3 separate regions of the Mus musculus genome follow, and regions 1 and 2 are each linked to region 3. A link is a loop called in an ENCODE intact Hi-C map of the cell type or tissue named here. Cell type or tissue: left cerebral cortex. All regions are shown on one strand. Region 1 overlaps Sema3e (sema domain, immunoglobulin domain (Ig), short basic domain, secreted, (semaphorin) 3E). Region 2 overlaps Sema3e (sema domain, immunoglobulin domain (Ig), short basic domain, secreted, (semaphorin) 3E). Region 3 has its middle 5.5 kb from the start of Sema3e.

The links. Peaks named below come from ENCODE experiments on the same cell type or tissue, not always from the same donor. Only the 100,000 strongest peaks of a DNase experiment are listed, where the experiment ranks them.
Region 1: it touches region 3 in a loop (2.1-fold over the local background); 5 of 42 quality-filtered maps call a loop at or near these places.
Region 2: a loop joins it to region 3, with 2.6 times the contacts of the local background. A loop is called at or near these places in 5 of 42 quality-filtered maps.

The regions. Positions count from the first base shown.
Region 1 is chr5:14,217,613-14,220,112 of GRCm38, forward strand. All of the region lies in intron 5 of Sema3e (sema domain, immunoglobulin domain (Ig), short basic domain, secreted, (semaphorin) 3E), which reads left to right. Among named protein-coding and RNA genes, the nearest start is that of Sema3e, 190 kb to the left of the region's middle. In left cerebral cortex, a CTCF peak has its summit at 1,285 (motif pointing left); a DNase peak (open chromatin) is centred at 1,271.
Region 2 is chr5:14,223,784-14,226,283 of GRCm38, forward strand. Sema3e (sema domain, immunoglobulin domain (Ig), short basic domain, secreted, (semaphorin) 3E) reads left to right here. Exons shown (of 17, transcript NM_011348.2): 6 at 504-623; 7 at 1,770-1,912. Among named protein-coding and RNA genes, the nearest start is that of Sema3e, 200 kb to the left of the region's middle. In left cerebral cortex, a CTCF peak has its summit at 954 (motif pointing left); no DNase peak of the experiment used is centred here.
Region 3 is chr5:14,018,571-14,021,070 of GRCm38, forward strand. No RefSeq gene overlaps it. Among named protein-coding and RNA genes, the nearest start is that of Sema3e, 5.5 kb to the right of the region's middle. In left cerebral cortex, no CTCF peak of the experiment used is centred here; a DNase peak (open chromatin) is centred at 1,041.

The DNA of each region.
Region 1 (2,500 bases), 200 kb after region 3:
GTTAATTCATTAAGGTGTTCATCGGTATCTCAGAGTACAATCTCAAGTACACAAAGAGCCAGTTGAAACACAGCAAGATGATTGGTATGTTAGCTATAAGCCTGGGGCTCAAGGTGGAACCAAGCGATCGAGAAAGGATCTGTGGAGGAATTGAACAGTAGCCATATAAATGGTAGCACAGAGAGTAGAGGGAGACCCCGTGGTTTCCACAAGTAACCAGTACGTTAAGACAATAAACAGTTTTCTCAGGGTCAAACTGGAGATTTAGAGCTGGACATTTAGCTTGATTCCAGTGCAAAGTTATATCCATCACAGTGCTACCTATGTGTAGTGATTAGAATTGAGTATAATAAGTTATATCCTCCTGTCAAAATGTCCTGAAAACACGTCTTTTGTTCTTGTATAATGAGTTAGCGACCTAATATTAATATAACATCACTTACCATTCAAATATAGTTCTATAACAACTAAAATTCATTTGGCATAAAAATCTACTTGTTTTTATTCAAAAACATCAAAATAGATTGGACATAAGTTAAAACTTTGTCTAAGAGGACATAGAAATCTAAAGCCTTGGATATTTAAGCTCTTACTGTTGAAACACTAAAGGATATTTTACTCCACATATGAATCTACTTCCTTTTTTAAATAAGGAAAATAACATTAACCTAGATGTCATTTGTTTCATTCTAGAAATTACAAAATATTGACTTGACATTTTAATGACACCAAATATTTATAATTTTAAGAAGTATTTTTAAAATGTATTTACTCTCTTTAAGTGCTGTTTTCTTTAATATAATATAGAATAGCTTCTCTCATTTAAGTAATTATTTATTAATCATACCTAAAGCTTAATTCTAATTTATTTATAATTCTTGGTATTGTATTATCTTCTTTCAAGGTTTTGATGAATGAAGGCAAGGAATGGTTTGCCAAACACAGTACCCACTATTATAGCTTGATTTGGTTTTTGTTCTTGTTTTTTTTCACAATGATAATAAAACATGAAAGCAGAAACGTTTTCTCCTGAGGATCAGCTAACATGCCAACCCAAACACATTTGGTTGTTTCCATAGCTTACGGTGCGTAGCACCTGGCTAGCTCCTTTGAAATTTAAATTTAAAAAGTTTATATTTAGTTATTTGAATTTTCATGAAGTATTTTCTTTCATCTAACTACAAAAAGAGAAATTGGGTAAAAATGAAAATATCTCATCTTGGAGGATACAACCTGCCTAGATAATACATTATTTGCTATCATAGGGCTGCCATCTACTGGCTGATATGGTTATTGTTTGGCCTTGATCAAGACAAGCAGAACTTTGAAACTGAAGGAAAGGAAAATAATCGTTATATTTTAAAGACCTGGTCTTCATAGAAATACATCTATATTTTAATGTAGATTCTATCGCTTTTTATCTTATTTCCTTATTACCACACTTCTCACTTTGTATATGGTGATACTTGACACGAACACAGCAGACCTCTCTCCTTATTGAAACTTGCTTTCTTGAGAAGTTGAATATAGACCCAAGGGCGAGAGGAGCGAACTGGGCACTTGACACTTTTCACTCTGAATTGCTGACTGTGAACATTCTGCTCATTTGTTTTCCCATTTCTTGTTTGTTTTATGAAAATTATACCCTCAAGTGAAGTCCTGTGAGCCCATCCTTCATTCATGGTGTGTGTGTTGGAAGCTCATATCCAAGCTGTCGAGAGTTCAGAGATGCACAGTACCACTGTCATGCTCAGAGATTTTATTTTACAGGCATCCTCAGGGTTCTGTAACTCTGATGATCTTTCTTTTCTGCAGTGTTCCCTGATCCTTTGTAGATGTCGCATGTTGGGATTGATACTTCAGAGTCACTAAGTCTGTCCTTTGATCAGTTATGCATTTCTATAAGAGCCTCTATTCATGGCCAAAAGACATTTGTTTGATAACCAGATAATCAGAGCTTCTCTGATCTGTGGCAATTAAGATAGGTATTTAGAAACAGTTGGATACAGGGTTAATTTAGCAAAATGGTGATAGTATTTCTTCTCTAAGGCCTGTGATCTCTCTATCCATGGGTTCTTGCCTAGGTTTTCAGTTACAGGCATGAGTTGTCTCCAACTGAGAAGGTCTCAAGTCTAATGAGACAGCTGTTAGCTATCCCTAAGATATTAGTGTTAGTATTGCCTTCTTGGCGTATCTTGTTGGGCTGATCATTACTGTAGTTTATAGGATTAACTATAGCGTTGATGGCTATAAGGGAGAGAGATCCCGTTTTCTGCAGGGTCTCCTGATTTCCTGTGCTCAACAGGTCAACACTACCTATATTTCTGAACACATGATCCACAGTAAATGTGGTCTGAAGAAGACAGACACACAAAAGCACACACACACATGAGTACATGTGTTTATAACAACAAATAGTTACAAAAGAAAATAGCATAAATTTGAGAGATGGATGTAGGGGAAGTGTAAGATAAGTTAAAAGTGGGAGAGTTTTATAGAA
Region 2 (2,500 bases), 210 kb after region 3:
TCTGACTCAGCTACAAACTCACCGTATTGGATGATTGTAGATACTGCTTCGACAGACTTCGTACTTATCGTATTAAAATCCTTGTAAACTCATATTAAATCCTCAGATTTGGTATAAGAAGCACTCGAATTAACTGAATCACACGTCATCCCCATACAACGATCACAATAAAACAGTTGGTATCGAGGTTGAAAAAGTTAGCCAAAATAAGAATAGCGGAGACAGCGTCACCAAATAGGTGTCAGCATTCACCAGTGTCCCCCAGCGCTTTTCTCTTAACACTGAGTGCTGCGTTTTCAGTTCAGAAAGAAATGGCTCCCAGGATACACAGCGAAGAGGCCAGCGCCTCTCTGTGGTGGTTTCATTCCTGCCCTGAGCGATACTGTTGACAACCTCAAGTTGAATATGTGTTAAACCGGCATGTTTGTCCTGACAGTGGCTTCTGCCCAGCCTCGGATTGGGGGACGGACACTGACTTGTCTTCCTCTGGGTCGCCTTTGCAGGGAATGAGCTGTTTGCTGGACTCTACAGTGACTATTGGGGCAGAGACTCGGCGATCTTCCGCAGCATGGGGAAGTTAGGCCATATTCGCACTGAGCATGACGATGAGCGGCTCCTGAAAGGTAGAAGTGAAGAAACAATGGAAAACGAGTCTACGGTCCATGACTGAGTCTGTGATTTTGATAATAAAAAATGTTAACTCAAAATAGCCATTATAGCTATCATATTCTCGAGTCCAAAATACATATGTTGTTTATCACTTTATATATAAAATACCCTAATATGCAGTAAGTTTATTTATAGCAATGCTTAGATATCAAGAGTTAAATAAAAAGAACAAGCTGAATATATGAAAAGTAGAGGCTCATTTAATAGCTTCTGCCTGTCGCATTAATGGGCATCAATGCGACCCTGATGGCGCCCCCTGCTGCTTTAATAGGATCATGCTGCACTTTGGAGATAAAACTTCAGGAGTATCACTTGCATCCCCTAACCAGATTCCAGAAATGTAAAATATATATATACATATGCATACATGCACACACATATATAAGCTTACGTGTAAACTTACACATATATAAACATATAAATGTTACATCTACGTTCACATATATGTGAATTTTATATTTTGTCACATACTGGTGTATCTAGGAGTGAAGGTACCAGGTTATATTGGGCATATTCATAATTTCCACAAGTCCATGATTGAGTTTCAGCACGCATATATATTATCATTCAAATGCTCAGGATCATATCAATCAAAGCCACCTACTCAGGTTCTGTAGACTATAAAGACAAAATCTTAAATTTCTCACTTTAAAAATAAATGATCTTCCATGGAGCTCATTGATAAGCTATGTATAAATTAAAAACAAATAACAAGCTACTTTTAAATTTTTAATATGGAGCTTACATGTCCATTTACCTTATATAGATTGAGAAGAAATTCATAGATTGTTTTAATAATGCTTTCTGCTTTTCTTCACTAAATATATTTTGTTTGCAACATACACTATAATGTTTTCTGAAACCCTGACTCTTACGGTTTCTATTTAAATTGCATTTTAAAATGTCTATTGATTTGCACATAAACAAGAATAATGATCTATGTTTCAATAATCATCGAAAATTTGAAGAACGTTTGTATTTTCTCACAAGTGGATGACACTTTGACAATCAGTTGATAAATAATTTATGGGGGGTGACTTTTTCATTGTACCATTACATGTATAATTTTTTAACACTTTCATGTTTGTTTTTTTCTGAAGAACCAAAATTTGTAGGTTCATATATGATTCCTGATAACGAAGACCGAGATGACAACAAAATGTACTTTTTCTTTACTGAGAAGGCGCTGGAGGCGGAGAACAACGCCCACACGATCTACACCCGAGTGGGGCGGCTGTGCGTGGTGAGGCTGGCGCGACCATGGCGTTATGCTTTATTTCCTCAGTTTACCTCCCTCACCTCCCTCTGTATAGCCAGGCCTCTGTTATATTGTTTTACATTGTTTTACCATTTCGTTGGTTCTTTTGAGAGTTCCATACAGCATGCTTTGATTATATTTGTGTCCCGTCCCTCAACTTTTCCACGGTCCACAGCCCTTCCTTACACACACAGCTCTGTGTCCTCTTATAGTCTTCAACTAGAAATACATAACATCTTTGTTTGTTTGTTTGGTCGGTTGGTTGGTTTTTTGAGACAGGGTTTCTGTCTCAAAAAGTATTGAGAGTGTTTGAATGAAAGCACTGCACTGAGGGGTTGAAGACATAGGTTAGCAGTTAAGAGTACTTGCTGCATTTGCGAAGACCTCAATTTACTTCCTAGCACCCACGCCCAACAGTTCGTTACCACCTGTGCGACTCCAAGTCTGTGGCTCCAGTGACCTCTCTTGGCTGGAGCACCGCCTCATATACGGTGAAACTCAACCTAAACAACCTTTGTTTTAAAAAGTACTGCATTGATAAGACAACGCAAGGGAGAAGTGGGAAGGCAGTAT
Region 3 (2,500 bases):
AAAAGTATGACTGATCTCAAAGTCTACTTATGAGATTACAGACACAAAGTGTTAGACATACCCATTGCTATAGTTTATGGCATTTATCATTGGTTTCATCATCTATTTTTAAGCAGACAAAAGACTTTTAAGTGTTTTGGTTAGCGAGTTTAGTAATAACATTGTTTGAAATTGTTGAAATTTTCCCCATAAAATATCATAAATATCTGTAAATCTTTATACATGATTTATTATCTTTAAACCCTTTTTTGGAGATGTCTTTCCTTGTAATTCAATGACACATATGTATATCTGTGTGTCCATACAGTACATGGATATGTTTATGAAAACACAATAACCATTATTACCTCATGATTCTTCATAAAACTTTCATTTTCTTAGTTACTTTAGAATGTATTCTTTAATAGTTTTCTCTGCCATATTTATCTCCAGTAATTGCTAAGTCAAGATGACTAGTTAAAACACGCCTGCCTAAAATGGTCAATTTTCTACCTTCTGACTCAGCCAGGGATGGAGGATATAGCTGGTGATGTCACTCCTAGATGATGATTGGTGAGGATCTTAGCAAGCACCTAGAGAACTTTTTGTTTCAAAACATCACAGTGGCAGTGTTATTACCATGTCTTAAGGGTAAGTCACAGAAGTGGGAGGACTTGGAAGAACTGTGATGACATTTTGCCTCAGTCGTATTCTCTGAAGAATGAGGATCCTGGTTGGAATTGAGACTCTGGAATCAAGGTTTAAGATGGGAGTTGTTCTTTCATAGAGAGCTTCACCACAGACAAGCTATTGGCATCCCTGCCCTATGTATGAGAGCCTTGTTATGTGTAAGAGCCTTGCAAAAGGCTGCTCTCAGAGTACAATCAGATTCCACACAAATGTCCCTCAAGTGGTGGCTAGTATGTAGAAAACAGCACAGCAGCGGTCCTCATTACTTTTACTCTGTGACATTGAACTCAATGCCATGCACTGAGGATGTTGGCAAAGCTCTGGGAGCCTCTCAGCAGAGACAGCGACAAAGCGGGAAAGGCCACAAACAGATGCCACAGCATGCATGGAAGACACTGTATTCTTTCAAAGTTGCTGTGTAGCTTTTAAATGTGGAGCTCTGTCATTTAAAAATAATTCTCTGTGATCCATACAGAAACGGAAATAAAACCTGTGTCTAAAAATTAAAGGCTTTTCAGAATGAGTCACACCCATAGTAATTTCATTTTGCCAAAGTGGGGGGCACAAGTAAATATTGTTCTTAGATTAAAAGCCATTAAAGACTTGTTTTACATTATAAAATACCTCACAGAAGATGAAAACACAGTTTAAGTCATAAGCAAAGAATTTGAAATTTTTATAAAGGATTTTTTTTTTTTATCCAATTTCCCACTCCTCTTCCTAGTTCTCATTTTCCTCCTCTCCCTCCTCCTTCTCATTCTCCTCCTGGAATGGTTAGACTCAATAAAGGCTTCTTTACTGACTTTTCCTTCCCTTCCCTTCCCTTCCCTTCCCTTCCCTTCCCTTCCCTTCCCTTCCCTTCCCTTCCCTTCCCTTCCCTTCCCTTCCCTTTTCTTTTCTTTTCTTTTCTTTTCTTTTCTTTTCTTTTCTTTTCTTTTCTTTTCCAAGACAGGGTTTCTCTGTATAGCCCTGGCTGTCCTGGAACTCACTTTGTAGACCAGGCTGTCCTCAAACTCAGAAATCCACCTGCCTCTGCCTCCCGAGTGCTGGGATTAAAGGCATGCGCTACCACCGTCCGGCTCTGATTTTTCATCTAAATTCGGACATTAGAATGATACCAGTCAACAGGTGAGTAGATTGGGCCCTGAGTGGTACTAATTGGTGTCTTGTCTTTCTGTCTACCACCAACAGAAGCATACAGTGGAGAAGAATTCAGGTGTCTATTTGTCCTCTACGTTTAAAGTGACAGAATGGGAGAGATAGGTAATACAGTTGTACATCTTGTGAGACAAGGCAGCGTCAATGACAGGCCAATAAAAGAATCAACAGATTTGGTCTGTAAAGCTTAGCCTCAGCGGTTGGGAGCAGCAGCTGCGGCGTTGATGGGACACTTGAGATGCTCTGCACTGGAGATCCTTGGCATAGCAGGCTAGCACAAGTAGAAGGATTACTGAAGGCAAAATTCCATGGCTACCATAAAGAAATTTTATCTCTAGTTTTGAAAAGGCTCAATACCATTGCTATTGGGATACTATGGTCTATTAATAGCTTTAATCATGACGTTCCTGAGATGTGGTTGCATGTTGTTCATAGATAAATAGTGTTTATGACACTTCTCAATAGTGTTTATGTATTTCTGAATACAGTACTCAACAGGAAAAGCTGAAGACACATCCCACCATACTAATAGAGACTCCAGAAATCAATTAATTCCTTATTTAGCCTCTAAGTGTCCATACCATTCTCTGGCTTTACTAGTGACATCTGCTGACGTCAGTAACAGACAGCAAAGGGAGATGATGGCTTTCTGATGAATTGCCTGCAAGCATGA